Linked DNA regions of Homo sapiens: region 1 is linked to region 2. A link is a loop called in an ENCODE intact Hi-C map of the cell type or tissue named here. Cell type or tissue: PC-3. All regions are shown on one strand. Each heading gives the region's core, and the rest is flanking DNA. Links, peaks and the distances in the headings are about the cores only.

Evidence for each region. A loop is a pair of places that touch in the nucleus more often than their neighbours do. Peaks named below come from ENCODE experiments on the same cell type or tissue, not always from the same donor. Only the 100,000 strongest peaks of a DNase experiment are listed, where the experiment ranks them.
Region 1: it touches region 2 in a loop (5-fold over the local background); 2 of 110 quality-filtered maps call a loop at or near these places.

Annotation. Positions count from the first base shown.
Region 1 is chr7:123,719,198-123,735,957 of GRCh38, forward strand. All of the region lies in intron 1 of WASL (WASP like actin nucleation promoting factor), which reads right to left. Among named protein-coding and RNA genes, the nearest start is that of WASL, 21 kb to the right of the region's middle. In PC-3, for the core only: no CTCF peak of the experiment used is centred there; a DNase peak (open chromatin) is centred at 8,144; H3K4me3 peaks cover 330 bases; H3K27ac peaks cover 1,168 bases.
Region 2 is chr7:123,776,147-123,792,906 of GRCh38, forward strand. It overlaps a transcript of HYAL4 not described here and the pseudogene RNU6-11P. Among named protein-coding and RNA genes, the nearest start is that of WASL-DT, 35 kb to the left of the region's middle. In PC-3, for the core only: no CTCF peak of the experiment used is centred there; no DNase peak of the experiment used is centred there; H3K27ac peaks cover 1,628 bases.

The DNA.
Region 1 (16,760 bases), core at 5,991-10,990, 57 kb before region 2:
TGCAAAATATTGGGAAAATAATGTTTCTGATCATAAAAAGAAATGTGCAGCCTCATTGTCATCTACCACATGATATGCTGAAGTCACATGGGACTGTCTTAGAAGTCATTAACCTCTCTCATATCCTGATCCTTTATGTCGAAATCCATGCTCCCAAAAGTGAAGTACCCTCTCTGACTCTCCTTTCACTTGGTCACTGTTCAAACTTCAGCTATGATGTTGCCTATGGGAACTGTGAAGTCCTAATCTGGGAGGGAAGTCAGGCTGGCGAGATGACCCAAGGAAAGCAAAAAGAGAAAGCAGTAAGCTGTAAGTCTGCCTTTCTTCATGGTCCAGGACACATAGCCCTTCTGTGCAAATAACTCATGATCTTCCTGAGCTCAGCTATCAGCAGACCCTTGGCTGACAGAAAAATTCAAGTTAGCTCACTGCAACCTTGTTATCAGTATGGCACAAAGCCCTCTTCAGTACAGAGCACAAGCACCATTCTATAAAATCTCCAGCAAGCCTTTGTATCCTGGCAGTCAGCTCCTCTCTTGCTGACCTGTCTGTTGCACCCTTGCAACATATTTTCATACTGTCTCTAAGAAATCTGCCTTTCTGTAGTTACAACTGTCTTGGTAAATTCTTTTTACCACCCAAGCCACCAGCCAGATAGTCACTAGTCACTGCTCACCTGTGACAGGAACCTCCCAACCCACCTTTCCCTCAGTCTGTGACAAAGGCCTATCCATTGAGTTCCCATAGTGCCTAGGAACCTTCATTATACCAGTTACTGTATTATAATCTGTTCACTTAGGTCTTCTCAGCAGACTGTCAACTCCTTGAAGATAGGGCCCTGTCTTATTTCTATACTCACCTAGCACAAAATATATGGTTACCCCCAAACCTGTTTCCCAACAACCAGTTTATCATATAAGAATTAAAATCAGTTCAGTAACGTGTTTGATCTATTTAACTAAACCAGGGTAAAGGGGTAACACACTTTACAATGACTTCTATCAAAACCATTATTTAAATCATTAATTCAAATCTTCAGAATCTTAAAATTATCCAAAATTACTCGAATATTTTGGTCATCAAGAAAAATACACACTCATTAAATAAAGCACAGTTCAGCTATACAAATAGGATACCATACAGCTGCAAAAAAAAAAAAAAAAAGTTGTTATTCAAGTAATGATAAGATGAACAAGATACACTGTTATCTGAATAAAAGGCAAGATGTAAAAGTAAGGGTAGCATATACTAACGTCTGTACACAATACCACAAACAAGAATAAATAACTTACATTTGCCTATGTATGCACAGAACCTTCTGAAGAACAGACAAAACTAGTAACAGTTGTTTAAAGGTTCTGTGTGTGGACAGGTATTTTGTTGGAGAAGAAATGACTAGGCAAATGAAGGACTGGATAAATGAGAAACATCACTTTCTTTTCACACTGTGGGATTTTTTTTTTTTTTTTTTGAGATGGAGTCTCATTCTCTCGCCCAGGCTGGAGTACAGTGGCACAATCTTGGCTCACTGCAAGCTCCGCCTCCTGGGTTCATGCCATTCTCCTGCCTCAGCCTCCTGGTAGCTGGGACTACAGGTGCCTGCACACTGTGGGATTTTTAAACCATGTGGATGTATTGGCTTTCCAAAAATTAAAAATTGATTTAAAATATATACACGTTAAAAAAAAAAGACCTACTCAAATCACATTATGGTGCAAGTCTGAAACAAACAAACAAAAATAACCTTTCTGACCTAGAAACAGTAACCTAGCAAGAATTTTGAGTAGCTCTTTAGCTTCCCCCTAAAAAATTAAAAATAAACATTGCTGAATAACATACTACAGTGCCTAGGGGCTTAAACTAATAAAAAGCAAACTCTGGCTACTATAGGGAGATAGCCAGTCTATAATGAACAACAAAGTCTTTGATTTCTTTTACAAACTTACTCTTGCAGTCTTTCAAACTCTTAAACATGATTAATAAAAATAAGCAAATTAAAATTTTTTGTCTTCCATATTTGTTATTCTATATTCAGCAATTCAATGATCTAATAAGCATTTAAGGACAGTCACAGGGATGTACATATACTTTATATAAATAAGCACTTTTAGTTTGCTTGACTGACATGTACAATCAAGGTGGGCAAAAAACGTGCAAAAGGTAGGTTACTTTGAGAGCCATTTTATTTAAATATGAGCTTTTGAAGGCATAAGGTAAAGGTAAGGGCTTTGTAACAAGTAACAGTTTAAATTCAACATACAACCTAAGGACTTAAAGTACAACATTTGAGACTCTCATGTACATTACACACAAGAGCTAGATAGCATCCACCCCAAAAAACAAACAAACGAACAACAACAACAAAAAACCCCACCAAAGAATCCAAGAACCTTTCTCAAGTTTTGTTTTTAAGATTTACATTTTATTCACAATTTAAGAGACTTAAGGCTGGGTGTGGTGGCTCACATCTGTAATTTCAGCACTTTGGGAGGCCAAGGAGAGTGGATCACCTGAGGACCAGCATGTCCAACATGATGAAACCCTGTCGCTACTAAAAACACAAAATTTGGTCAGGCGTGGTGGCGGGCGCCTGTAGTCCCAGTCCCAGCTACTCAGGAGGCTGAGGCAAGAGAAATGCTTGAACCCAGGAGACAGAGGCTGCAGTGAGCTGCGATTGAGATTTAATAAATGTTCTCTATTTTTTAGAATGTATAAATTAATTGGGAATGATTTCACTTTGAGTCCACACAGATCTTTTACACTGTTACTGTCCTCTCTAGGTAAGCTCCAAAGCTGGGTGGCTTTGGGGGTGGGGGCAGGGGCAGGCGGGAGGGTACTGTTAGTTTCTGGACTCATCTTGCTTTTGCTCTCTGGAGCTGTACTGTTTAATAAGGTCACCACTAGCCACAATGGCTATTCAAATATGTTAAAAATGTTGTCTCTCAAAGTCACACCTGCTACATTTCAAGTGCGCAATAATCACAGATGTCTACCATATTGGACAGCATCATAAAAAGTTCTATTGGACAATAATGCTCTGGAAAGTCCTAGGGATAATCTCATGCAAATAATTTATTAGAACAAGATATGGAATTTATAAGGTCAACAGAAGGTCAAAGTTGGGATAACTACACAAAGGAATGTTCCTAATAAAAATAATTTAAAGAATCGTATTTATTCACAAAATGTCTGGCTAACCTAGAGACTAAATCTGAACAGGGTATTAATTCAATTAACAATTATTTATTATCTTAATCATCTTAGATGATTAAAAGAAGGTCTCTGTCTCCAAGATGTTAATAACCTAAAAAGGAGATATGTTTAGAAAAATAATTGTAGGCTGGCCATGGTGGCTCACGCCTGTAATCCTAGCACATTGGGAGGCTGAGGCAGGTAGATCACTTGAGGCCAGGAGTTCAACACCAGCGTGGCCAACATGGCGAAACCCCACGCCTCTATTAAAAATACAAAAATCAGCCAGGCGTGGTGGTGTGTGACTGCAATCCCAGAGGTATGAGAATTGCTTGAACCTGGGAGGCAGAGGTTGCAGTGAGCCAAGATCGCCACTGCACTCCAGCCTGGGTGACAGAGGGAGACTCTGTCTCAAAAAATAACAACAAAAATAATAATAATTATAACAAAGTATAAGTACCAAAATGAAAGCAAGAATAAAAATGTTCTGGGAAGGCTAAGAAGGGAGCCCTGAATGCTAACTGGACACAAGTGAGGGCAAAGAATCAGGAATGTCCCAGGGAAGAATAGTGTTATGACTGAAAGCACAGACTCTGGGAATAGATTCCACCACTTATTAGCAATGTGGTTTTAAGCAATTACTGAACTACCCTATCCCTGTTTTCCCATCTATAAAATGGGACTAACTTTATTTAGTTAATACATGTAAAGTTCCTTATTATAGGGTTAATACACATAAAGTACTTAGAACACTGGCATTGTATGCATTATTAAATGCTAATTATGATATTATCAGATGTATCATTGCAACATTTCTAATCAGATCATTTTAAGGCTCTATTACTAGCCAACAGAAGCTAGTAATGAAAAGACTAATATTTCTTTTATTTTCAGTATGTTGGTCAATTAAAGAGAATCTGAAAAAAGCCCAGGCTTCCAAAAATAAGAAAGATAACATTCACACCTTTACTATGTGCAAATCTCAGATTGGAGCTGTAACTAAAAAAACACTTCAATACAGTAGAGAGTAAATATTTTGAACGATGGCATCTAAAGCAAGTTTAGGTCAGTGAAAAACCAAATTAATAATCATGTAGTACATTTTAATAGGATTTTTGCTGGCTTGTATACATATGACAAACCTACCTTGCCAGTACCACCCATTCCCCAACCCCAATACTTCCAGTGTTAGAGACTCATTGCCTCTCTCCAGGAACAAGCACTTGTGCTAAGCTCAATCAATTAAATTAAGATTCTCTCCCAGGAATTTAGAATTCTAAACTGGGACCCAGGACTGATGGGTTTAGTAAGGAAGGAGAGGCTTGGAGTTCAGAAAAGTTCCAATAACTCCTGCTGTTTTTCTCAGAGCTTCCCAGCTTCCTGCTGTTCCTGAAACTTCCTTGTTCAATTCTGCTTTGGATTCCATGGGATCCTCTGGTAGCCAAAAAATTCCTTTTTGGTTGAGCCAGCCAGAATTAGTTCATTTTATTTGTACAAAAGAAGCTTAGCTAACAATACACTTCTAAAAGATTGTGTATATTCTCATATCTCTGAAATCTTAATGAAATTCAATGAGAAATGACACACTTTTTCATTATATGTATATGCTGTTATATACAAGTATATAAGCGAGATCTCAAATTTATACCTTGCTTTGGCCTGAAGTATTGTAATAGCTCCCCCTTCCCAAGAGGAGACACTGCCTCTACTTTATTCTTTCGTAAGTGCTTGCCAGTTATCTTTTAGGACACAGATCAATATTTGAAAACGTAACAGGTTCCTATTTGATAAAAATAAAGTCCAAACTCTTCTTCAAGAATTCAAGCTATTTCTTAGTCTGGGGCAATCAACACTTTGACACTATCTTGTTATGAACCCAATATATATCAGAGATAGCAGCCAATTAATCTGCAGACCCCCAAACATATCATACTTCTCAGCTTATAGTGTTCACTCTGCTGAAACATAATGTTGAAAACTTTTCAAACTCCATATATGTAGAGTTCAAATGTCACACTTGATCAAGTTTTTTCAATTTCCTCAAGCAAATATTTCTCCCTTTCTGTATTCTCATAATATTTCATTTATACATCCAATAAAGCACTTATTGAATGACTTATAAGTTCCCATGTAGGGTTTGCTTCACCAAAACACTGTTCACCCTCTAAAGACAAGGGCCACATGCTCTTGAACTGTTATTACCTTTAGCCTCCAACACAGTATTTTATATGCGTTTTGCATTTATTCATTTGCCGGATTGAACTGAGAGGGGTGCCTTTCTTAGAATCGTATTGATTACTGCTGTGCTATCAAAATTGTCTTAAACAATTTTTCAGAACATTACAAACTGCTAATCTGTGGTATTGAAATTATTTTTAGAAGAATGATGACACTTTTCTTCTTGGCACTTCATAACTAATCATAAACATTTATATGACATGGTGAAAAACCTCAGTTAATGCATCCCCCTTCATACTGTTTTAAATGCCACAACAATTTGCTTCTACAACAGCTTCCCCAATAGAAGGAAGTGGTGAGAGTTTGGGGGCAAAAAAAAGCATACCAAAGTCAACATACATTTTTAAAAAGAATGTACTTTTCCCACTAATTCTCAAAGCTTCCCCAATAGAAGGAAGTAGTGAGAGTTCTGAGGCAAAAAACAGCATACTAAAGTCAACGTACATTTTTAAAAAGAATGTACTTTTCCCACTAATTTTCAAAGTACAACAAGGCTGTAAGTCAGATGAGCATAGAAGCACGAAATAATTTTCAGTACATTTGGTTAACTGAACAATTTTGTGGTTTTCAAGACGGTCTTAAAAACAGATGGTGTTCTATCTTTTACACATTATTGTGGTACACAAACTGTATGTAAATTTAATGTTCTATTAAATTACTCAATAAATATTAAGTATGCTCATCACTACTGTGCTATGAAAATACGGAACAGACTTTTAAACTCAAGATGCTAATAATCTGTTTTTTTTAAAAAAGGAGGGATATAATTTGAAAACTGTAAAGCTATGTATGCAAAGATAAAAATTAAAACACATGTAATTTTACACAGAATTTATGCCTCTGAAACCTATTTCTATTTTAATTTACATTAGGTTATATTTAAAAAAAAACAATTTCTTGAAATATGTTTTTTTCCTCATTAGAATCCCAAATAAAAATATTAATATAACAACTGTCTAGAACTGATACTTGTATCAGGCAGAGTGCTAAGAACTTTACTTGTATTTTCTTATTTAATATCAATCCTAGAAGGAACTAAGTTCATACATGAGGAAATTAAAATTGAGCTAGATTTAGTAACTTGCCCGTTGTCACAGAGGTAGAAACTCAAAGAACAGGGTTATAAATTTAGATCTGCTTTACTGCAGACCCCATGCTGTGAACCATGTGTCTCAGTGCAGAAAACATTTAAATTAAATGTCCCACTGGCTTCTGGAAGGGGGAGGTGGGATTTCAATTCCTTCCCTAAACTAAAAATTTTTATTCAACACTAAGTCTGTAAGAATCCCTAACAGTTAATTTTGGTCACAAGAAAAGAAGATAAACAGATCAGTGTTTTAAGCAAACATAAGTTCACTGTTAAATATTACCTAGAGATCTAAAGCATATTTTTTAAAGGTCTTGCAAAGCCAGTATTAACTCTGTTAATGTTACAGACCAGTATTTAGATCAATATTCTTCATGCATATGAATGTGAAAAATCATTCTAATTACAATCATATCAATAATATATTATATAAGGATGGAAAAACAAATGAATGGGACAGGTCAGACTCCAGAAATAGACCCAAACATATAAGGTCAATTATTATTAAAAAGGGTTCCAAGTCAATTCAATGACAAAAGATAAGGCTTTTTTACCAAATGGTGCTGTATCAAATTAACTACATAGGGAAAAAATGAAACTGTAAAGAAAAAATTCATATGATCATCTCATATGACCTTTTTTGCACTTTATATAACACAAAAAATTTGAGATGGATCATAAACCTCAAGTTAGAATCACAAAGCTCCTAGAAGCAGCAGAAGACTGTGACTGTGACCCCTTGGCATAGGCCAAGATTTCTCAAACCACAAATACATGTGCTAGAAAAGGTTAAAGAAAAAAAAAAGATACATTAGCCTCACCAAAACTAAAAAATCCTGCCCATCAAAAAACATCATTAAAAATTAATTAGGGCCAGGTGTGGTGGCTGCCTGTAATCCCAGTACTTTGGGAGGCCAAGGCGGGTGGATTACTTGAGGTCAGGAGTTCAAGACCAGCCTGGCCAACATGGTGAAACTCTCATCTCTAATCAAAATAGATAAATTAGCTGAGTGTGTTGGCACGCACCTGTAATCCCAGCTGCTCAGGAGGTTGAAGCAAGAGAATCACTTGAACCCATGAGGCAGAGGTTGCAGTGAGCCAAGAATGCACCACTGCACTCCAGCCTGGGCGACAGAGTGAGACTTCATCTCAAATAATAATAATAATAATAATTAGGCAAGCTACAGACTGGGAGAAAATATCTGAAGTACGTATCTCTAACAATAATCTTGTGTCCAGAATATATATAACATCCCTACAAATCATTAATAAAGAGCAATCAACCCACTAAATCTATGGGCAAAAGACCTGAAGTGCTACACAAAAAACAAAGATACATGAATGGCCAATAAGCACTGAAAGGGTGAAAGAATACCATTAGTCATCAAGGAAATATAATGAAAAGCCACACTGAGATGCCATTTCATATCCACCAAAATGACCAAAAACAAAAGGACTGACCACATAAAATACTGGAGATGTGGAGCAATGGGAAGTCTCATACATAGCTGGTGGAAGTGCAAAGATTGCACAACCACTTGGAGAACTATCTGAAAGTTTCTTATAAAAATAAACATACATCTTTCCAGTGACAATGTAATTCCTGAGCTATTTGCCCAAAAGAAATAAAAATATGTGTCACACACACACACACACACACACACACACAAACTTATACAAGAACACAGGAGCCTTATTCATAATAGTCAAAAACGGGAAACTCAAATATCCATTAACAGAAGAACAGACAAACAAATTGTGGTAAATTCATGGTAAACACTGACCAGTTGACTAATAAAAAAAGAATGAACATGTGTACAATAACAGAGATGAATCTCAAAAACGTATATACTGAGTGAAGAGGACAAAACAGACAAAACTAAGCCATCATGACAGAAATCAGAAAGTGATTGCAAAGGGTGGACGAAGATAGGAGAGAGGCAGGAATTAGAAAGGAACCAACTGGTTAGACTCCCAATGGAACTTTTTGAGGTATTACAAACATTCTAAACTTTATTTTGGGGGTATGGTCATACTCTGTATCATTTGTCAAAATTCATCAAAGTTAATATTTAAGATCTGTGTATTTTATTATACATAAATTATACCGTAATTTCTTAAGTGAAAAAAAGAATCTTAAGATGAAGCGTTAATGCAAACCACCAAAAACACTAACGACTTCTTATGTTTGACGCACTTCATTTCATGGTAGCTAGATAAATTGGAAAGAAAGCTCTTATAAACAATAAACATTAATGTAACCTTACTTGCTTTATTTGAAAAGAAATGTACCTCACTTTACAAGGGAGACAAGAAAGCTTAATTGTAAAATATACTGCTGTATTCATCATCTCAGGCATCCACTTTCATTTTCAAAGTGAGATGTCTCTAAGACTCTTACAAAAAGCATGGACAGCATTCAGAAAGATCACATTTTAAAATTCAGAGCATTTTACAGAATGAAATACAAAAAAATAAAAAAACTCACATTTGTTTAACATTACCTGGGGACTGGGCACTTTCAAGAACTACAAAGAAAACACTAGACTGTCATTATAAAAGGTACAGATTATTGGAAAATGCAATTTGGCAAGGCAAAAATTAAATTTAAAACTGAGCAAACTTATTTCTTAGAAATTGTCATAAAAGAATAGATCAAGTCTGGTGAAGACAGATGAAGAGCATGTGTGTGTGGCCTGCTATATTAGGGAGTAAAAAGGTAGAAAGGGAAAACAACAACCCAACAACTGTCCATCTCTAGGAAATTGCTGATTCCATAAATGTGTCCACTGATAATGGTATATATCTACTGACAAGAAACAAGGTCCAATAAAACATTAATGTCAGCCGGGCGCAGCGGCTCACACCTGTGATCCCAGCACTTTGGGAGGCCGAGGCAGGCAGATCACGAGGTCAGGAGTTCAAGACCAGCCTGTCCAACACAGTGAAGCCCCATCTCTACTAAAAATACAAAAAAATATGGTAGTGGTGAGCACCTGTAATCCCAGCTACTTGGGAGGCTGAGGCAGGAGAATCGCTTGAACGTGGGTGGCGGAGTTTGCAGTGAGCTGAACTCGTACCACTGCACTCCAGCCTGGGCAACTCCATTATACATAACTGCTGTTAGTCGTCTGGAGACTCTGTCTCAAAAAACAAAACAAAACAAACGAACGAACAAAAAAACAAACCATTAATGTCTGTGCCTGTGGGTGTGTGTTTGCTGAGAGTAAGTACATACATGTGTACTTCTTCAATAATTCATGTAAGACAAAACCTAGGAGGATTTGGACAAAAATGTTAATAAGTGTTATTTCTGGGTGGTAAGGTTTATAGATGATTTGCACTGTCGTCATTATTACTCTGTGAACTGCCTATGTCTACAGTATCTGTTGGAAATATAATGCAAGCCAATAACCAATTTCAATTATTTTGTAGCCAACTTGTAAATCAAAAGTGAAATTAATTTCAATAAATTTTATATACTGAATATATTAAAATTCTACCATTTCAACATGTAATCAATATTAAATGAAATAGTTTACATTTTTTTTTGCACTAAGTCTTAGAAATCCAGTGTGTATTTCACACTTACTCAACATCTCAATTTGAATTAATTACATTTCAATTGCTCAATAGCTCATGTGGCTAATGGCTACCAAGTACCATACTGGACAGTGAAGGACTAAGTCTTTAATAATCAGCACTATATTTTTAATGAGTAAGACACAGTATTTTTTAAGTAAGTCACCTGACTGCTATCAGAGCTTTTTTCAAAGTCTCGCAGCTGTGTATTACATAATGTTTTAGATTACTCCAAACTGTTCCTAGCATTCCATGGAAGATTCTTGTTTTTGGAAATGAACAGGTTGATGTAAAGTTATGGAATAAAGAGATACAACAACATAAAAATCAATCTACAATGTAGCACTAAAATAAGTCTTCCTACAGATACGTATGTGGGTGTACACATGAAGCCAATTTCTAATTTCCAGATTTTCTAACAGTGAATTTCTGACAGTTAAATTCAATAGTTACGACTATTCTATGAGCATTACTTTGAGCTCCCTTAATATGAGATTGTGATAATCCGGTGTATGTTTAATCAAATAAAGTTAAAAGCTTCTCAAACTTTCTTAGGTCTTTCTCAAAAATAGGAAAAAAATAATAATTAGGAGCATGAAACAAGGCTCAAAAAATTAAGAATTCATTCTGTGTGCCTTCAATAAACCTAAAAATTCCTATTGGAGGAATTTTCTCTCCAGTGGAAGAAAAAAGTTAAGAATTATATTGGACTTCTCTTCAGAAATCATGCAAACAAGGAGAGAGTATAGTGAAAGAGTTGAGTGAAATATTTAAAGTGTTGAAAGAAAAAAATACAACAACCTAACATTCTGTATCCAGCAAAATTATCCTTCAAACATTTTCGAAAGAGAAATAATTTTTCAACTGAAAATTGAAGAAATTTGTTACTGATACGCCTAGCAAAAAATGTTTAAAGTTCTTTAGAGAAAATGATAGAGGTCAGAAACTTGAATACACATACATACAGAAAAAATATTGTTAGAGAACGAATAAATGGTGAATAATTTTTTTCTTTTTAATTGATCTCATAGAAAATAGTTTGATTAAAATAACAGTAGACACAATGTATTCAGTTATTATAGCTTTTAGATAAATAAAATTAATGACAGTGGGGAGGGATGGGAGGAAGAAAATGGGAATATTGTGTTCTAAAGTACTCCACTATTCACAAAGCACTAGAGTATAATTCGATACTAGATTGAGATTAGTTGTACATACATATTGCAAACTACAGGGCAACCACTTAAAAAATTGTAAACATAAGTATAACTGCTGTTAGAAAAAGAGAGACAATGGAATCACATAAAATGCTCAATTAAAACCAAAGAATGGGAGAAAAAGAAAAGACTAAGGACAACAAAAACAGTTACAGTTGATATTAATCCAACTGCCAATAATCGTATGTGAATGGTCTAAATACACCAATTAAAAGAAGACTGTCAGAATGGGTTAAAAAATAACAACCCGACTCTATATAGTCTACAAGAAACCTATTTTATTTATTTCCAATTTTTATTTTAGGTTCAGGGAGTACATGTGCAGGTTTGTTATACGGGTAAATTGCATGTCACAGGGGTTTGGTGTACAGGTAATTGTCGCCCAGGTAATCAGCATAGTATCCCACTGGTAGTTTTTAAATCTTCATCCTTCTCCTACCCCCCACCCTCAAGTAGGCCTGGGTGTCTGTTGTTGTCTTGTGTCCATGTGTACTCAATGAAGACACCCATTTTAAATATAAAAACACACAGATAAATTAAAAGCAAAGGGATAGAGAAAGACAGACCCTGATAACACTAACTGAAAGAAAGCTGGAGCAGCTATATTAATTTCAGGCAAAGTATGCTTCAGAGTAAGTATGTATACACACACATATATACATACATACATATATATATGCACACATATATACCAAGGATAAAAAGGGACACTACATAATGATAAAAGGGTCAATTATACAAAAAGACATAACAATCTGTAATATGTATGCAGCTAACAATACAGGTCAAAATACATGAGGCAAAAGCCCACATAACTACAAGGACAAATATAGATAGATCCTCTATTTTACTTAGAGACTTCAACACTCCTCTATCAGTGATTGACAAGTGGGCAAAAAATCAGGAAGGATAGAACTGAACTGCACAGCACCAATCAACTGGATCTAGTTGACATTTATAGAATGCAGCATCTAACAACAGTACAATACACATTCTTCTCAAACACATATGGAACGATCACCAAGAGAGACCACATTTTGGGCCATAAAACACACCTTAACAAATTTAAAAGAATAGAAATCACACAAAGTATGCTCTCAGACCATAATGGAATGAAACTATAAATCAGTAACAGACAGGAAAATTCGTAAATATTTCTAAACATACTTCTAAATAATTCATGAGTCAAAGGAGTCTCAAGAGAAATTTTAAAATATTCTAAACTAAATGAAGATGAAAATGTAACTCATGAAAATGAGTACAATGCAGGAAAAGCAGAAATGTGCTAGAAAAGAAAAAGGATTTAAAATCAATAACCTAAGTATCTAACTTACGAAACTAGAAAAGGAAGATCAAATTAAACCCAAAGTTAGCAGATGAAAAGAAAAAAAGAATTATAGCAGAAATCAATGCAACTGAAAATAGGAAATCAACAGAGAAATGAAAGTCAATAAAACTGACAAGCTTCTAACCAGCTTAACCAAGAAAAAAAGAGAAAAGACACAAATTACTAACATAAAAACAGAAAAGGCGGCCAGGCGCGGTGGCTCACACCTGTAATCCCAGCACTTTGGGAGGCCAAGGCAGGCAGATCACGAGATCAGGAGATCAAGACCATCCTGGCTAACATGGTGAAACCCCGTCTCTACTAAAAATACAAAAAAAAATTAGCCGGGTGTGGTGGCGGACGCCTGTAGTCCCGGCTACTCAGAAGGCTGAGGCAGGAGAATGGCGTGAACCCGGGAGGCGGAGCTTGCAGTGAGCCGAGACTGCGCCACTGCACTCCAGCCTGGGTGATAGAGCGAGACTCTGTCTCGAAAAATAAAAAATAAAAAATAAAAATAAAAAAAGAAGAGGTCTATCACTATTGATCTTCCAGACATTAAAAGACTAACAAGGAATATTTTGAAAAACTCTATGCCTACAAATTTTAGTAATCTAGATTAAATGGGCCAATTCCTGGAAAGACACGATCTATCAAAATTTACACAAAAACTAGACAATCTGAATAGGCCTATGACCATTTAAAAATTGGATTAATTATTAATAACCTTCCAAAGCAAAAAACACCATAGCAGATGGTTTCACTGGTGAATTATCCTAAACATATGAGGAATACATGATAGAAATCTCTTCCAGAAATAGAAGCAGAAGGACTACTTCGTAACTATTTTGTAAAGCCAGCATTAAGCTAATACCAACACCAGATAAAGATCTAACAAAAAAGGAAAATTGCAAACCACTATCTCTCATGAACAAAGATGGAAAAAAAATCAACAACATATTAGCAAATTGAACCCAACAATATATAAGAATTAAACATCAAAACCAAGTGAAATTTATTCTAGGTATGCAAGGTTGGCTCAACACTCAAAAGTCAACTAATATAACCTATCATATCAATAGGCTAAAGAAAAACCAAATGATCATATGAACAGATACAGTAAAAGCATACTCATTCATAATAAAAAAAAATCTCAAAAATAGCAGGGAACGTCCTCAACTTGATAAAGCATTTCCATCAATAACCTGCAGCTAACCCCATACTTACTGGAGAAAAAGTAGACTGTTCCTCCCCTAATACTGGGAACAAAGTAAAAATGTTTCCTCTCACCACTCCTATTCCATATCCTTCTAGAAGTTCTAGCTAATGTAACACAATAAACGGTATACAGATTGAGAAGGAAAAAATAAAACTGTCTTTGTTTGCAGATGACATAATTACCAATGTAGAAAATCCTAAAGAATCAAAGAAACAAAAAATTTCTGGAAACCAATAAGCCTTTATATCAAGCAAGGTTGTAGCATACAAGGTTAATATGCAAAGTCAACTGCTTTCCTGTGTACCAGGAATGACCAATTAACACCTGAAATTAAAAACACAGCACCACCTATATTAGTACCAAAAAAAATCTCTGTATAAATCTAATAAATAAGATCTATATGACTACAAAATTTTGATGAAAGAAATCAAAGATGACCTAAACAAGAGGTATTTCAGGTTCACATAGGAAAAAAATACTGCTCAAATGTCAATTTCCACAAATGGATCTATAGATTCAATAGAATCCCAGTCAAAATCCTAGTTATTTTGTGGATATCAAAAAACGGAAAGATATGGAAAGGAAAAAGACTCAGAATAGTCAACACAATGCTGAAGAGTAAGAGTAACATCAGAGGACTGACACTACCTGTCTTCAAGACTTACTATAAAGCTGCAGTAATCAGGCAGTGTGGCCTTGTTGAGAGCAAACACAAATAGACAAAATAGACTGGTGGCCCAGAAGTAGACCCATACAAATGCAGTCAAATGATCTTTGACAAAGGAGCAAAGGCAATCCAATAAAGAACTGATAATAATCTTCTCAACAAGTGGTAAAAAGCTAGACATCCACGTGCCAAAAAAAAAAAAAAAAAAAAATCAAATCCAGGCACTGACCTTATGACTTACACAGAAATTAACTCAAAACGGATGAGAGATCTAAATGTCAATTGCAAAACTGTAAGAGTTCTAGAAGAGAACATAAAACAAAACCTGGGTGACCTGGGGGTCGGTGATGACTTTTTAGATACAATACCAAAAACATGATCAATCCATGAAAGAAAAAGCTGATGAACTGGATGGACTTCATTAAAATTAAAAACTTCTTTCTGTGAAAGACACTGATAAAAGAAAGAAAAGGCAAGCCACAGACTCAGATAAAAATACATGTGAAACACACAGCTGATACAGGAATTGATTCTGAAATAGATAAGGAACTCTTAAAGCTCATCAATAAGACATAAACACACCCAATAAAAAATCTGACAAAGGACCTGGACGTCTCACCAAAGAAGATATACAAATGGCAAATAGTCATATGAAAAGATGGTCAACATCATATGGCATTAGGGAATTGCAAAAGCAATGAGATATGATAGCAAAACTATTAAAATAACTAAAAATCCAAAACACTGGTAAAACTAAATGCTGGTGTGAATGTGGTGCAACAGAAACAGGGAGCCAGTCTATAAAGGCTACATACTGTATGATTCCAACTATATGACATGCTGGAAAAGGCAACACTATAGAAAATGTAAAAAAAAAAAAAAAAAAAAAAATCAGTGAGTGATAGGATTTCAGCAGGGAGGGGCGGGAGGAATAACTGCAGTGCAGGGTATCTGTAGGGCAGTTAAACTATTCTGGTATGACACTGTAACGGTGGACATGATGTTATGTACTTGTGAAACCAAAACCCAATGATCTGTACAATACAAAGACTTAAATCTAACGTCAACTATGAACTTTAGTTAATAATAATGTATCAATACTGGATCATCAATTGTAACAAATTTACCTAATACAAAATATTATTAATAGGAGAAACTGAAGAGTAGGGAAGGAGACAGAGTATATGGCAACCCTTTGCACTTTCTGCACAATTTTCCTGTAAATGTAAAACTGCTCTAAAAAATAAGATTTCATTTTTTAAAAAAATGCATGCCAGCTACCTATATTGAGCAAGCAGTCCTTCAAATATAAATATAAACAAACAACCAAGAATAATAAGACAGCTGAGGAAAACCAGCAGCAAAGAGTAGAGTGACTACAATGAATACACAGTGCAAGTGTCTGACCAAAAAAAAAAAAAAAAATTCAATGGGAATTAAAAAAAACTATCTGTATCTTCAGAAATATTTACTTAAGTATTATTGTAAAGAGCACACAAAAGAGCAGGTTGCTATTAAAACAGATCAATTAGCAATTATACAAATGACTTCATGGAAAAAAAATAGCTTCTTACCATCAAAAATTCAAGACTTATTAAAAGAGTCAAGGTAAATTTTACAAAATCTGGCATTCAATCAAAAGTTGCCAAAAATGCAGGAAAAAAAAAAAAACAGGAAAAGACCCATAGTGAAAATAGGAATAAAACAGAAACTGACTCAGATGATAGGAGACAGGACATTAGAACAGTTGTTATATCTGTAGTCCATATATTTTAAAATGTAGCTAGCAGACAGGACATTAGAACAATTGTTATATCTGTAGTCCATATATTTCAAAATGTAGCTAGAGCAAAGACTGGACATATATTTAAAAAACACGCAAATCAAACTTCTAGAAATGAAAACTACAATGTCTGAAATGAAAAATACAGTGGACGGTTTTTATGGCAGATTAGATATTGTAGACAAAATATTTGTGAATTTAAAGGCATAGCAACAACTGCTATCCGAAAGAAACACAGAAAAGGAAAAAGCAAGGAGGAGGAGGAAGACGAGGAGGACAGGGAGGAAAAAATGCTATACAGCAGTGAGGTATGGGACAACTTCAAGCAGTCTAATATATCTGAAACGCAGGGCCAGGGAAAGAGAAGTAGATACTTGAAAAAATCATGTCTGAAGTTTCCAAACTTGATGTAAACTTAGTTAAAACCCAGCAAGATAAAGAATAAGAAAAC
Region 2 (16,760 bases), core at 6,182-11,181:
TTTAAAGAGGACTGTGCCTATTGCTGGGACTCAGCATGACTGGGTGGCATTTGGGAACTGGTAGGATAAGCCTAAGAAGAGCGTGATTTCCATGGATTGATTGGGATGAAGACTTTCTGGCTGCAGGAAGTCTGAGGAAGCTTTATGCATGGGAGCCTGGGAGCTAGAAATCAATGCAACGATGGGCGACATGCTGTCTCTTTCTTGATCTTGTATTAAATTATGGCCCTTTGGGGAGAGGCATGTTAGGTGAAAGCTGCAGGTGTGTGGGTTTTTTGTTGTTTTTTGAGATGGGGAATCACTCTGTTGCACAAACGAGTGCAGCAGTGTGATCATAGCTCACTGTAACCTCAAACTTCCGGGCTCAAGTGATCCTTCTGCCTCAGTTTCCCAAGTGGTTGGGACTACAGGTGGGCATCACCACGCCTGGCTAATTTTTATTTTTATATTTTGTAGAGATGTTGTTTCGCTATGTTGCAGTTGGCTGCTCCCGAACTCCTGGCCTCAAGCTGTCCTCCCACGTTGGCCTCCCAAAGTGCTGTGATTGTAGGTGTGAACCACTGTGCCTGGCTGAAGGCACCATTTTCATGAGGGAAGATGAGGTTTTGGAGAGGGACATGTCCTACATTTTGGGGCAGCACACACTACAGCACTGGCACAAAGAGTTGTGAGGTGCTCTTTCCATCTCTACACTGCAGATTTGGGATATATTAGGAAACATGTCTTTTGACAGTGATGATGCTTCCCTTCAAGTGGCTTCTCAGCCAAGGTTGGTGAAAGGATTGATTGATTGTGACTACAGGCAAAATACCCCTGAAAACTCTCAAAAAATAATTACGGTGAAGGGGAATTTTGCAACAGACCATTATCCTGGGAAATACGTAGGAGAATAAGAAGCTCACCAAATTCAAGTAATTACAGTTAATAAAAACTCCTTGGCACTCCCAGATAATGAGACCATTTTGAAGCCATACGCCACCACCATTGTGTAATTTTTATGAAAGAAATTCTCTTACCATTATTTATTCTTGCTCTGTGCTGAATGGTAGCCACTAGCCACATGTATCTGTTGTCTACTTGAAATGTGGCAGATTTGAATTGAAATGTGCTATAAGTGTAAAATACATACTAGATTTCTGAAACAGTATAAAAAAGAATGTAAAATATTCCTTTTTATATTGATAACATATTGAAATAATAATGTCTTGGATATATTGGGTTAAATAAAACATATAACTAAAATTATTCATATGATTCTTTTTACTTCATTTTAATGTGGCTAATAGAAAATTAAAAATTATACATGTGGCTTGCATTATACTTTTGTTAGACAGAGTTGACTGATATTTAACATTTAAGTGCTAAATCATATGCTGCTTATTTTACTTTTTAATTCACACGTGCAAAAAGTTTTGGCTTGATAAAATTATACACTCCTTGAGGATAGGTTCTGTGTTTCTATTTTTCATTATTCCAGATGCTTAAGCACTGTTAGCACCTGATTTCGCTATATACTTGTTGATTTGAATTAATTTAAAAATATTTTTTTTATTTCCATAAAACTGTGAACCACTTTTAGATGGTGTCCTAGATAAGTGCATTTTGATTATAAACAGAATTTTGTATTGTTATAAAAAGCATTCAATTCAGAAAATGTGCTAATGAATAACAGAATTATTTTAATTCCATCATGAGTTTATTTTTCCATCTCCTTGTTTTATACTTCTAAAATGAGAAATTTAAGAAAGAAATCAGGGCAAAATTCTTCGTTAGTTTTTTTTTTTTGCTTATTTCTATAAGGTTTTATTAATTTATAATTGAGAGAAATATTAACTGAAGTTCTAAAATTCTAAATTATTTTTATTTTAACTACTTATTTTGAAATAATTTTGTCATAGAAGGCTTGTAAGAACAGCACAAGACAACTCCTATATACCTTTCAAGCAGATTTATCAATTTTTTTTGCCACATTTGCTTTACCATTCCATACCCATCTTTCTATCTGTCTGTCTGTCTATCTATCTATCTATCTATCTATCTATCTATCTATCACCTATTCGTATTATTTCAGGAGTCATTTGAGAGATAGTTGCAGGCATTATACTTCTTTACTCCAAAATACATCAATGAGCATTTCCTAAGTGTATTCTTTTATAAAATCATAATAAAACGATCAATTTCATGACATTTAACACTAATTCAATGCAGGTATCCATTATACAATACATATCTAAATTTTGCCAATTGACGGGGGTTCAATTCAAGATCACGTCTTACATTTAATTGCCATGTCTTTTTTAGTTTCCTGTAATCAAGAACAGTTTCCAGCCTTTTTTTTCCTCTTTTATCTTTCATGACAGTATTATTTTTAAGAGCGTGGGCCTCTTAAATTTAAATAATTTTTCATTGTTTCGTACGATGTCTTTTGATGTGAGTTTCCTAGTGATGAGATGCAGGTTATGAATCTTTTGGCAGGAGCACAACAAAAGTGAAGTTGTGATCTCGGGCGCCACATCAAGAGCACATGATGATAGCTTCCCATTTTGGTGATGCCAGCTTGATTAAGATGGTGTCCACAGATTTTTGTACTGTAAAATTTCAGGTTTTACCTTTGTAATTCATAAATAGTAGAGAGACACTTTGACAATTGAAATATCTAAATATTCCTTTTCAAATTTTTACCTAAATTTTTAGCCCAGATTGATGAATCTTACATGAATTAATTACACTTCCTCATACTCTTTAGCCAAAGCAATATATTGCAACAGTTTAAATGCCAAGTAGATATGAGAATCCAAATGAATTCTATTAAGCAGACATTGAAGAGATTTGTAAAAATGTAAAACAATGCCACTCTTCTCACTAGCTTTTTTGTTTGTTTGTTTTGGAAAAATAAATATATTTACATACAAATATGTTACCCATGTTAATATGTAAGAGGCTTATATAAGATTCCAGATTCCACATTTCAACTAAACTTTATTGTTATTTTAAAATGAATTAATAAAGATTTTAAAAAATTTCTCAGTATTAATTTCTAATCTAGTAAACATCAATAGATATAGCCCACATAAACCAAAGCTCTCTAAAGTCCTCAACAAGTTTGAGAATAAAAAGGGGTCTTGAGAAGAAAAAGGTTAAGAACTATTGTCCAAGACCAAATGAAATGCTGATATGAGTGCTACAACCTAACATTTCTCGGGGCAGTGACAATGAAGGAGAATTGAAACTGAGATTTCCAGAGTGCTTGCCCTTTGGACAAAAGCATCTTTAGGAAAGGCCTGATATTTTCCATAGAACATCTTTAATAATGCACATAATGTAATATTTACAGGTGAAATAATATGATGTCTGAAATTTGTTTTAAAATAATATAATGAAAATAATGGTGATGGTGGTGGTAAGGGTATAGATGGAATAAGATTGTGCTGTTAATTATTGAAGCTGCATGATTGGTTCATGGGGATTCATTATAAAATTCTATTTTGAGTATGTTTGAACATTTTCAAAATAAAAAAAATTTTAAAATTTTCATCTCTAGGTAAACTTTTTAATAGTATAAATTTAGGAGAGAATCAAGCTTAATTTTCTCAGATGTTATAATTATTCAAAAATTCTGTTAATTATGGTTTCTTGGATTTACATAGTACCTTTCTTCTGTAGAGTTCAAACTGATTCATCTTGGCTGACTTTTAAAATATGAGTACTCATTATCTATTTATTTGGTCTTTTGAAACATCTTAGGGAAGTTTGCAAATTAAAAAAATAAACACATCAAATACACATAAAAAACTATCATACAATGACAAGTAAAATTATTGCATTTTTGGAATTAGCTGTAATACAGTATATGTTGCTTGCATGCAAATTGCATAATTCTCATTAAGACTGTAGGCTCTAAAATCAGTTAAATTTGAATTTGATTTCTGGCTCTCCTACTTTATAACACCTGTAATAACAGTAATAATAATAGAAATACTAACAAATCCAGTATTTGTAGATCTTGAAATGTGACAGGTTTTGTGCTAAGTCATACTATAGATTACTTTTGGTGAGTAAATAAGCTGCCTAAATATATATTCGCTAAGAATTTCATCAGGATTTCAAAACCAGGGTGCCAGATCATCGTCCTTGCTCTTACCCACTGCACTACATTGCTCTATCTTACCAGCTAAGTGCTTTGCCTAAGTTATTTAATCTTTATCAGCCTAGTTCCCTATTTAATAAAACAGGGATAAAAACGTATCCACTTCATAGGCACAAGGATTACCTCAGATAATGTACAGAAAAGACTGACACATGGCTGTCACATAAGAATATAAGGAATGACAGTTAAGATTATTTTTATTATTCATTTTTCCTCACCAAGTAGTATAGCTCCCTTAGAATCATCATCTAAGAATATATGAAATCATCTGCACAGCCAAATACAAAATATCTAAGAGTAGTTTTAGAACTCTCCCTCCAATATGGTTGCCACTGGTCACATATGTGGGGAAAAGCAAGAGAGATCAGATTGTTACTGTGTCTGTGTAGAAAGAAGTAGACATAGGAGACTCCATTTTGTTATGTACTAAGAAAAATTCTTCTGCCTTGAGATTCTGTTAATCTATAACCTTACCCCCAACCCCATGCTCTCTGAAACGTGTGCTGTGTCAACTCAGAGTTAAATGGATTAAGGGCGGTGCAAGATGTGCTTTGTTAAACAGATGCTTGAAGGCAGCACGCTCCTTAAGAGTCATCACCACTCCCTAATCTCAAGTACCCAGGGACACAAAAACTGCGGAAGGCCGCAGGGACCTCTGCCTAGGAAAGCCAGGTATTGTCCAAGGTTTCTCCCCATGTGATAGTCTGAAATATGGCCTCGTGGGAAGGGAAAGACCTGACCGTCCCCCAGCCCGACACCCGTAAAGGGTCTGTGCTGAGGAGGATTAGTAAAAGAGGAAGGAATGCCTCTTGCAGTTGAGACGAGAGGAAGGCATCTGTCTCCTGCCTGTCCCTGGGCAATGGAATGTCTCGGTATAAAACCCGATTGTATGCTCCATCTACTGAGATAGGGAAAAACCGCCTTAGGGCTGGAGGTGGGACCTGCGGGCAGCAATACTGCTTTGTAAAGCATTGAGATGTTTATGTGTATGCATATCTAAAAGCACAGCACTTAATCCTTTACATTGTCTGTGATGCAAAGACCTTTGTTCACGTGTTTGTCTGCTGACCCTCTCCCCACAATTGTCTTGTGACCCTGACACATCCCCCTCTTTGAGAAACACCCACAGATGATCAATAAATACTAAGGGAACTCAGAGGCTGGCGGGATCCTCCATATGCTGAACGCTGGTTCCCCGGTTCCCCTTATTTCTTTCTCTATACTTTGTCTCTGTGTCTTTTTCTTTTCCAAATCTCTCGTCCCACCTTACGAGAAACACCCACAGGTGTGTAGGGGCAACCCACCCCTACACACGTATGCACTTGAAATGTGGCTAGTCAGAATTATGATGGGCTATATGTATAAAATACACACCAGACTTCAAAGATTTAATATGAAAAACAAAAGTATCTCTTTAATATTTTTATATTGCATGTATATTGAAATAATAATACTATGAATATTTTGAGTTAAAATAGTATTAAAATTAATTCTACCTGTTATTAAACAAAGTTTAAGTGGCTCTTAGAACCTGTAAAATCAAATTGTGGCTTTCCTGTTTCTATGGACAGTGCTAGTCTAGAACCTGGGTTACTTCATAAATGGTAATTCCTTTATGAAGCTTTTTCTTCGAGGTAGGGTTTCACTTTATATCCCAGGCTGGAGTGCAGTGGCAAGTTCCTGGCTCACTGCAGCCTTGGACTCGTGAGGCTCAAGAAATCCTCCCACCTCAGCCTCCTGAGTAGTTAAGACTATAGGCACGCCATCACCATGGGCTAATATGCTTCCCCTGCCTCTGCCTTGCATTAAAGCCTGAGATACTGCTGCCTTTCCATAGTTGAAATCATTTACAATGTGGTTAATATCAATAATACAAAAGAAAAAAGAGGTTGTTGACATATATGATCCTAGTATTTTTGGTGGGGTAGACTCTAGGCAGGAAGCCAGCATTCTTCAATCATCTTCCTAACTGCTAAGTGAGAAATTCCATTGTGTATTATTCTTCCCCAACCATACAACCTTATCACTCAAATTATAGTTTCAGGAAAAGAGCTATAAGAATGGTGAGAATCCTTGAGCTAGAAAAATAAGAACATTACATTATGTTTAAAATGCAAGTAATCTTCCTCTTGATATTATCAACACATATACTAATAGCAGACGGGTATTGACATAAAATAGTTTTATCTCTTGGCCATATTGATTTAGTTTTTTTTCAAAGTGTATTTAAAAAAAAAACCCTATAAAAGTAGGGTGACCATACATCCTGATTTTCCTGGCAGGATCCCAGTTTACACCTGTTGTCCTGGCATAATTATTAACTAGCTCTCCCTTTCACTTTCAAAAGTGTTTCAGTATGGACAGTAAGTTTCATGGTTCACCTTTCATAAGATCCTCATTGATGGTAGGATTTCTTGATTCAATAAGCTTGGGAAATAAATCATATTCCATCTCCCTCTTAGAAATTTACAACATGTACTCGCTTCTGAGAAGTCATATAATAAATGTTTTTAACTTAGTGTAACTCATTTCCTAAATTTATTTCATTATTGAAACTCCCTTTTTTCCTGTGACACATATAACATCCCACAGAACACACTTAAAATTAGTTTAACCATATTCAGAATTTTTCAATGCCAGGTTTTTAACTAACAGGTTTCTACCATAGGAGGAATAACAATTTTTTATCATTATGTAAATAAATATATAATCTTTTGATTATATATTTATAAATCAAATATAAATATAAAGTCAAAAGCGTTTGACTTTTTCTAAAGTGTAGCATTGATATGAGCAGGTATCTGCTTAAAGAAATTTTTTCCTTTTATTCATGATCAGGAAATCTGAGTTTCAGCTAATTTCAGTTAATTTCAATAAATATTCATCCCATGCGTCCTACACATCAAGCCCTGGGCTAGTACTGATAATGCAAAGATGAATCAGACATGATCCTTTATGGATTAAGTTGTATAGAAAATGTGGATTAGTTTGCCTTCTCTATGTTGGGACTTTTTTCCCTAATTTTTATTGATTGGTTGTTTTCATAATTGCATTTCTACTTCTCATCATATTATCAACAGTCTATGAAGGTTAGTAGAATTAATCTAGTGGTGGAACACACATGATTGTATTAAGAATTAATAGTTAAGTGATATAACAAGACATAAATGAAGTGATATTAAAACATAGAGAAGGAATTACTCAGTTCTCCCCAGAATCATTGAAAAGGATTTCACTGACGAGGTCCTATGTGAGTAGAGCCTTGAAAAAAATTAAAATGCTGACAGACACACAGAGAGTATAAGTATTTTCAGGCCAAGAGAGTTGTTTGCACAATTCCAGTAGAGACCATGTAAGCCCATGTTCCATGCTGCTGGGAACAGGTTAGGGTGATGGGGGGCAAATATAAGTTTAAAAAAAAATTGGGAACCAAACATAAAATCTGTTTAAATATGATTTAAGGAGAATGAAGAAACGACCTATGATTTTAATGACTAGACTTTATGTCATTGGTGAGTACCCTTCAATATTGGACAGCCAACTCTTTAAAAGACTGATGAGAAAATTTCACTGGCGTGTTAAATGTCTACCAAAGAAATAAAAGTATGCTAAGTTACCACCACATAAAATAGCTTTTGGTCACTCCCTTTCAATAAAATAATTGTCATAAAATGTGTTTGTAATCTAATCTTACTATTTTAGCAAGAACTTCCTCCAGAAAGTACTTAGTCACTGTGTACATGCGTGTGTGTTCATGTAACAGCAACAGAGTATATGTGTAAAAGAGAGTTTAATTCTGTTGTTTGAATATCCTTCAGTTTCCCATCTGTATAGTAAATAATTTTCCTGGTATTTTAAAGTACGTCTAGTCTTGATTTAAAAAGAAACTCCTTAATTTCAGTATATTTGTTAAAATAAGGTGTTAGATAAGTGAGTTCAAACTATGTCTAACAAACATATTAGTCAGAAATTTAGCACAGACTTTGTATACTGCATAATAGCAATATCATAATTGTTTTTCAAAACTCTTGAGATATTGATAATCTAGAACTTTACATTTTTCACCAGTTGAGAAGTTGCTTAATACAACTAGAAAATGTGACATAAGCCTCACACTGACCTCACTTAATGACCAGCCAAAGGAAAACAGAAGTTTAGAGGCTTCACAGCTGCTGACACAGAGTCCTTGGAAAGAATTATTTTGGAATATTCTTACTGTTGCTAAAGAAAGGAATGAGAAGGTCAGAAATAGGAAACCAGGAAGAAAACAAGCTTGTCAGCATTCAAAACTGATTACCAGGGAATTACTTTCTGGTTAAAAATCCACAGTGTTGCAGTAACTTTATTTAGCAATGTTTTTCTCAAAGGACTTTCATTGTGTGTGTTTTGCTACAAATAAATTTGCTTACCTTAACTCTATAAAGAGCTAAACAAACCACATCTGCTTTTATTTGAATTTGCTAGTTTTCACCACCACTACCAATTCCACTGAAAACAAGGAGCCTTCCAGGATGTGGGAAGGACCTTGGTAGTCGCAGGTTGGATTATGTGGTTGTTGCTTTTGTTACTGTACATATCTTAGAGTAAGTCAGGTATCAAGCTGTGTGACCTCTAGAACTAGCAACTAGAATCCTGCTACTGTGTTAGGGAGTTGTATGTTGAGTGTAACAAAGAGAGAAGTGGTGTTTTTCTGATCAAAACCAGCTGGATAATTTATTTTCATTCTTCCATTTGCCTTGACACTTGTACCATAAACAATTATTGAAAAATTAAGTACATATATATTTTTTGAGACAGGGTCTCTCTCTGTCACCGGGCTAGAGTGCAGTGGCATGATCACGGTTCACTGCAGCCTCCACTTTCCAGGCTGCAGCCTCTGCATCCTGTGTTTAAATGATCCTCTGGCCTCAGCCTCCCAAGTAGCTGGGACTACAGGTGCACGCCACCACGCCTGGTTATTTTTTTTTATTATCTGTAGAGAAAATGTCTCCCTATGTTGCCCAGGTTGGCCTCAAACTTTGGGGCTCAAGTGGTTCTCCCACCTTGGCTTCCTAAAGTGCTGGGATTACAGGCGTAAGCCACTGTGCTGGACCTAAGTATTTGGATTTCTTTAAACAAATAAAACATGTCTCACTTGGCTAGCTAGCCACTCTACCTGTTATATGAGGCAGTGGGCAGTCCATGAGTTGAGATTCAGAAGGGCTGCACTCAATGTTCTACTTATTTACTACTTGATTAACCTTGTCTAAGGCAAGTTAACTTTCTTAGTCCCAGTTTCACCATCTTTAAGAATGGGGATGATGATACATATATTGTAAAGAAGTGATCAAAAGAGATTGTATATGCCACGTATTTCATGAAAATAATAATGTGCTGCACTCTGCTGTACTCCTTCATCTCCCATCCCTTCCACAAACACATTTTTACTTCCCTTTTGCTTCTTTAAGTTCTTTGAACTCAGAGCTGGATTAAGGCATGGGACACATGGACAGCCTCAGTTGAGTGCCAACCTATAAAAATGCTACCCAGCCCTGGATTACATTGAAAATATGTTGCCAGATAATGCAGGCTTTGATTTGCTATCCTAGGCAAAATGTAAATTTACATTTCCTTTCCTGGCAAAAGAAGCAAGCCCTTCAGTAGAAACAAGAAAACAAAACAAAACAAAACAAAACAAAACAAAACAAACAACTACAACTCCTTGCTAGAATCACCTCTCTTTTCTGAGCGTTCTTGCACACAAGCAGTTACAAATAGCCAAAATCCCAAGGTCCAAAATGCAGGCCATAATACTGCTTAATAGGGACATGATTCACCTTTTAATTTAAAATTTTAATCTCTGAATATGCTTCCAACTAAGTGGTCACATTTTTTGAAAATACAGACTGTGCTTTAAGCAGAAGTCAATCAGTAAAAAAATTTGTTTTTATGTACAACTTTTTATTAATATAATTTTTCACACTCTACATAAGTGCTCAAAAAGTAGTTTGGGGTGAAAGAGGTGTCAAATCACTTGGTTGCCAATGATGCTGAGGTTTGCTTGCACTCACTATGATTTTTCTACATATTTCCACCTCCACACATACTATCCTTACTCCACTTTGTTCACTACTTATCTTTTGACCCATTTGAAAAATCAATTCATCTATGATACCTTCTTTTCTCTGTTATTTCCCTACAGGGAATTACAATGACTCCTTGATTCTAGAACATCAGCTTTATTTTTTTTTTTTGAAAATCAGAGCCAAACAAATAGAATATTAAAAGTATGCATCAGTTTTAAGACATGTTCCAATGGGGAAACATTAAAGTAATCAAACAAGTTTTAAAATCTAGTAAATGGGGTAGTTGCTTTGTCTGCCACAATTGTGTTGCAACCTTAGCACATAATACATTCTCTATTTTGGTATGTATCACATGCTATCTATCTATCTATCTATCTATCTATCTATCTATCTATCTTTCATCTATCTAAACTGTAAAGGGTATGAATTTGGTTCATGAGACTTGGGTGAATAAAGTCTGCATTATTAACTGGGCGCGGTGGCTCATGCCTGTAATCCCAGCACTTTGAGAAGCTGAGGCGGGCAGATAACCTGAGATAAGGAGTTCAAGACCAGCCTGGCTTACGTGGCAAAAACCCGTCTCTACTAAAAATACAAAAATTAGCCGGGCATGGTGGAGGGCACCTGTAATCACCGCTACTTGGTAGGCTGAGGCAGGAGAATCGCTTGAACCAGGAGGCAGAGGTTGCAGTGAGCTGAGATTGCACCATTGCACTCCAGCCTGGGCAACAAGAGCAAAACTCTGTCTCAAAAAAAAAAAAAAAAAAAAGAAAAAGAAAAAAAAAGCTGCATTACTTTATTTTGAAAAATCAAAATGTATCTCACTCTGAACTTCCTTGTAAACATGACTATGATTTACTAGAGGGCCCTTCCTTAGCATTGCTCAAGATTCCCTGGGGCATTATATAGTTATCCCATGTTGTCATGAAAGAAAAGATTCTTTTACATTTTAAATTTTTTTTTTTTCTGTGACAGGTCAGCTGAGGAGAGGAAAGGATTCTTAGCTTGAGTTCACTCCAGTTGCCTAATGTCATGCCCATTGCTCAAGCCCATGTGGCCTGTTTGAAGGTAGGCTGCCCTGCTTCTTGTGAAGTGTCCTCCTCCATGCTCAACTCAGCCCTAGCAGCCTTCTCCAAAGCTTGCAAGGCCATGGCAGTATTGAGTCACCAGCCATTTATATGCATGTCTTATCAGCAGTCCTACCACCTATTGGGATTCTGACTGGGAATAAGACCCAAGTCCCTACCCGCCTTAGGAAATCCTCTCTATGGCCCAGTCAACCCCATCATCAATTTCAAACAATAACCTCACCTTCTGAGTAGTGGATTGAGGAAGCATAATCTTCCTTAATGCGTCTGAATCCCAAACAGTTTAATTTTGTCCCTAAGAGTTCAGTGTGTGTTTATTGAGAGGAGGAGGGGCAATTGCAGTGACAGCAAACTTCATCTCTTTGGATGAAAAACAGAAAAAGAGATAATTTTTTTAACCATGGTGAGTCAACAGCAGGGAAATCCAAAAATAGCATTAAGCAACAAACACAACTTACCAGTTGGTTTGTTGTGTGCCCATCCCCTCTCAATAGACATGGGTCTTGAGGATAAGAGCTTTGTTTCTTTATAAATGGGTCTTCGGCACTCAACATAGTACATGTTATCAGCCAATAAATATTGGCTCAGTGGCCAGGAGAGGTGGCTCATGTCTGTAATCCCAGCACTTTGTGCAGCCAAGGCAGGAGGATCACTTGAGCCCTGGAGTTCGAGACTAGCCTGGGCAACACAGTGAGACCTCATCTCTACTAAGATAAAATTTTAAAAATTAAGCTGGGCCTGGTGGCACACACCTATAGTCTGAGCTACTTGGGAAGCTGAGGTGGGAGGAATGCTTGAGCCCAGCCTGGACAACATAGTGAGATCTTGTCTCAGAAAAAAATGCTCAATGAACTGAATGTATTGTCAGTTACTATTTGTGTCTTCTAGAATAATTCTGGTCTTAGAAACTTTTAGATGCATTAAAATATGAAACTAGTTGAATAGAATTCAAGGACAAATCTCTGTTCTTCAACCATAACATCTTGATAAATTTGCTCCCAAATGAACAAGGAATATTGGTTATCAAATATGCTAAATTGAAATTTTAAAATTCTGAGATCTAAAATAGATCTCAGCTCTGCTTTTAACCCCTGAGAAGTCATTCTATCTCTTTGTACCACTGTGTCTCTTCACATATTGTGAAGTTACTAAAGTGTTCTGAATTTAGATGAAAAGTACACACTGTTCATGGAGGGTACAGGAATATTTTTGAAAGTAAAATATTTGATGGGTACACAGACACTTGTACTTTGCTTTTGTTACATATTTAGCAGTTAGTTTATATCACTGACAAATAGCAAGAACATTTCATGTGAGAACAAGGAAGTACCTTGGTTACTGTGCAGTTATCAGTGTACACTTCAAAACCTGTGCTATTTTACTACCTCTGTTCGTAAAATTCCTTCATTAAAAATGTAATTGTAAGCCAATTTTCAAGCCTGTTCTTTAGATAGCTAAAGCCCCATGCTGCTGCTTTTCATCCTTTCTCTATCTAATAAATATTCACCACGAGACCACCACCATGCATTAAAGATTACAGTCACTCTGATAGAAATTACTTATAGGACTTGTTATGGCACAAATTAGAGAGAAGAGATTGAATTCTGGAGACTGAAATGACCCATGAAGGTGTATTTATCCAGCACATATTTATGAAGACATCTTCACCAGGAGCCACAGTGGGCTCTGATAAAAGCTATGATTTATCAGTAAATGCTACTCTCAAGAAGATTGTTATTTCTAGAGGTGGAAACAACACAAACACACAAATAACTATAATTTAGGACGTGAAGTGATAAATAGTATAAGACGAATGGAGTTTAGGAGCGGTAGTGACCATTTTCAGCTAGAGGAATTGAGCATTTCAGCTTAGAAGGGTCAGCTTAGAAGGGTCATTGAACTATGCCTTAGAGAATGGACTATAATCCATTTGGACAAGGGCTGACTGGGGAGGGAGGTAACATGATGCAAGGAACACCTTGAACAATGACATACACTCTGACCAGGAGAGGCAAATCAACTGCTTCAAACAATAGTGAATAGTCATGTGTCATTGTATTTCCTGCTTGGGTATATAAAATGTGCATATTTCATTGAAATAATGAAAGGTATAATTATGAAACATATGCTCTGTTATTTGCTACTTCATAAATATTCAAAAATGACCAACAGAAAATATATTGAGAGTAAAATAGTACTTTCTGAAGTCCTTTTAATTGTTTTCCACATTTTTCTTGTCAAAGTAAGCTGTTAGCTCAGCTATTGGATTAGTCAGAGTTCTCCTGAGAAATAGAACCAATAGGACGTATACATGAATACATATATGTATGTATATATATCCATATACACATAAGTACAAACACAAATATGTATGTGTATGTGTGTGTGTGTATATATATCCTATTTGTTGGACAGAGAGATTGAGAGCCAGAGCGAGAGTGAGAATGAGTGAGCCAGAGAGAGAATGAGTGAGCCAGAGAGAGAGAGAGATTGTAAGGAATTGAATCACACAATTATGGGGGCTGGCAAGTCTGAAATTTGAAGGGCTGTTAGGTAGGGAAAATTCTGGCAGGTGTTTATCTCACAGTCTTGAGTCTGATGCAATTTGGAGGCAGAATTTCTTCTTTGAGGCGGGGGAAACCTCAGTCTTTTCTCTTAAGGCCTTCTACTGATTAGTTGCCCACCCACATTAGCCAATTCAAGTTGACACATGAAATTGACCGTCAGAGCTGTCATGAATCATGAAGACATGGCAGTAATGAAAACAGGGGAAACAGTAAAGTCTTTCCTTTGCTTACACAGCTCATTATGTTTTATAAATGTTTTTGCATATATAATCATTAAAAATCCTGTGAGAAAAGAAGGTAGCATATTATTATAAACAGTTTCTAAATGACAAATCTGAGGCACAGAGAGATTAATAATCTGGAAGTTTAGGGAACTAGAAGTGGCACAGCTGATGTTAGAGTTAGAACTGATGTCTTCAGATTCATTATCTAGTGTTCTTTCTGTTGTGCCATCTACTAGTGCCAACCCAAATTTCTATAGCATTCATTATCTGTAACGCTCTCTTGAAACTTAGTGCAAAGTACCTTTATGGATATATATTCTATCTATCCAACTAAATTCAAAGACATGCCTTTTTTTTTTTTTTTTTTTTAAATATGGAACGCTTCACGAATTTGCGTGTCATCCTTGCGCAGGGGCCATGCTAATCTTCTCTGTATCGTTCCAATTTTAGTATATGTGCTGCCGAAGCGAGCACCAAAGACATGCCTTTTTATGGCCAACCATATTATGTACTACATATAATTGAATATGAGTAATTTTTTTTTTAAGATGGAGTTTTGCTCTTTCACCCCGGCTGGAGTGAAGTGGCATGACCTTGGCTCACTGCAACCGCTGCCCCCCGAGTTCAAGCGATTCTCCTGCCTCAGCCTCCCAAGTAGCTGGGATTACAGGCACCCACCACCACACTCGGCTAATTTTTGTATTTTTAGTAGAGACAGGATTTTGCCATGTTAGCCAGGCTGGTCTTGAACTCCTGACCTCAGGTGATCCACCCGCCTCGGCCTCCCAAATTGCTGGGATTACAGTCAGGAGCCACTGTGCCTGGCCTGAATATCAGTAAGTATTTTTTTCGAAGAATAAATTCTGCTATATATTCTGTTTATGCTGGTAACGATTTGTTTATGCAGCTTGTGGTGACAGGCTCCTTGAATTAGTTTTCACAGCATGTAGAATGGTGCCACAGTGTTTTTCATAAAGCTGGGAAGTCCGAAAGGCCTGAATTCCTTATATTTAAAAGGGCTTATGAGTCATGTCAACATGGGCATGTTGTTCAACTTTAAGTTCTAATTTCTTTATCTGTAAAAAGAGAATGATAATAGAACTTCAGTAATTCATCATGTAAATAGAAAATGATTTATTGTCTGTGTAAAGTTATGAATAGCTTCTTTACACTCAAGATACAAGAGATGGTATGCTTCTTTATTTTCTAAATAAAGCCATCTCCAAATCATAACTTATCAGGGTCAATGATAAGCTCAATATCAGTGATTAATTGGGGTTATCCTCACTGGAATTTACAAAAACCCTGGGGCTTACATATTCCCAGGAAAAGGGGAAGGGCCTGGTTCTTGGTCCACAGGGATAGCCATTTACCCCTTGGCTCCACTTGGGTGCTGTGCACAGGGCCATTTTGTATACAACCTTCACAGACATGGATGGCAGCTCAGTCTTCCAAATGTTCAACAGTAGTTGAGCATGGTTTCTTTGCCATGCACTGGAGACGGCCTCCTTGGGTGAGCTGGCCCAAAACTTCCTCAAAATTCCTCTCTGCTGACTGCTTAGTCACAAATGTCTTAAAAAGATGCTCAAGACATAGCATTTAATGGCCAATTCTCATCTGTTCCAAACACCTGTTCCCATACAAGGACTTGTAACCTCCAGAATGCCAAGTCCAAGCACGTGAAGAAATTCACAATTCTCCCAATGTTTGCATCTGTGAAACCAACTGCAAGGTTGGGCCAATCTCCCAAAGCCTCTATTTTCATCTTCTTTGGGACAGTCCAGTTTAATTTCTTCATTGGCTGAGAGCTTTGAAATGAGCCCTATGAACTCTCACTCTGAGGACAAGGGAACTCTAGACCTCAAGGGCATAGAGCCCTGACCTCATTGTTTCACTGATGAGAAGAAAATAGGGGGAAAAAAATCAAGGTATCAATAAATTCTTCAGGAAGTCACACTGTTACACAGGCAGATCACATAGCACATAGAAACTGCTCACATTAGTTTGCTTTTTATCATTATTTAGAACACGGTACGTATTTATTGGTTATGCTCCACTGAATCTTCCACCTCTTGAGATGCCTTAAGTTGTGGAAGTAAGAGCCTGGCTTTTGGAGTCAGACAGCTCTGGTTCTGATTCCTGGCTTTGCCTCTTATCTCTTTGCACTTAGGTAAATTACCTTGCTGAGGTTCAGTTTTTCTTCTGTAAAATTAATTGTGAAGGTTAAATGCACTGAACACAGATAGCTGTAGCTTTATCTGCCAGGGCATACAAATAGTCACATATATAATAATAGTCCAAATCTCAAGGCTTGGAGCCCACACCTGCTTGACTGGGTCTTTTAGTAGAAGCCCCTCCTGTTAATTTATTCTGTCTGGGAGGTCCCATGGGTGAGGTTTGCCCACAATTTCCTTTATTCTCATGCCCTGTCTCATCCCCAGACTGCTGATCTCTTGCTTTTCTCCCTCTCTGACTGGTAGGAAAACTCCCTTAGAGTCTCATGATCAGAGACGTTTTTCACAGAAGAGTTAGGGCCCTAGAAACAGATGTAACTGACATCCTAGCCTTCTACTGTCATAACACATTGATGCTCAGGGGGAAGGGAGTAATATCAGGTAAGGTCAAGCTCCCTCCTACCATGGTCCACTGCTCCTCTGACATTCAGGCAG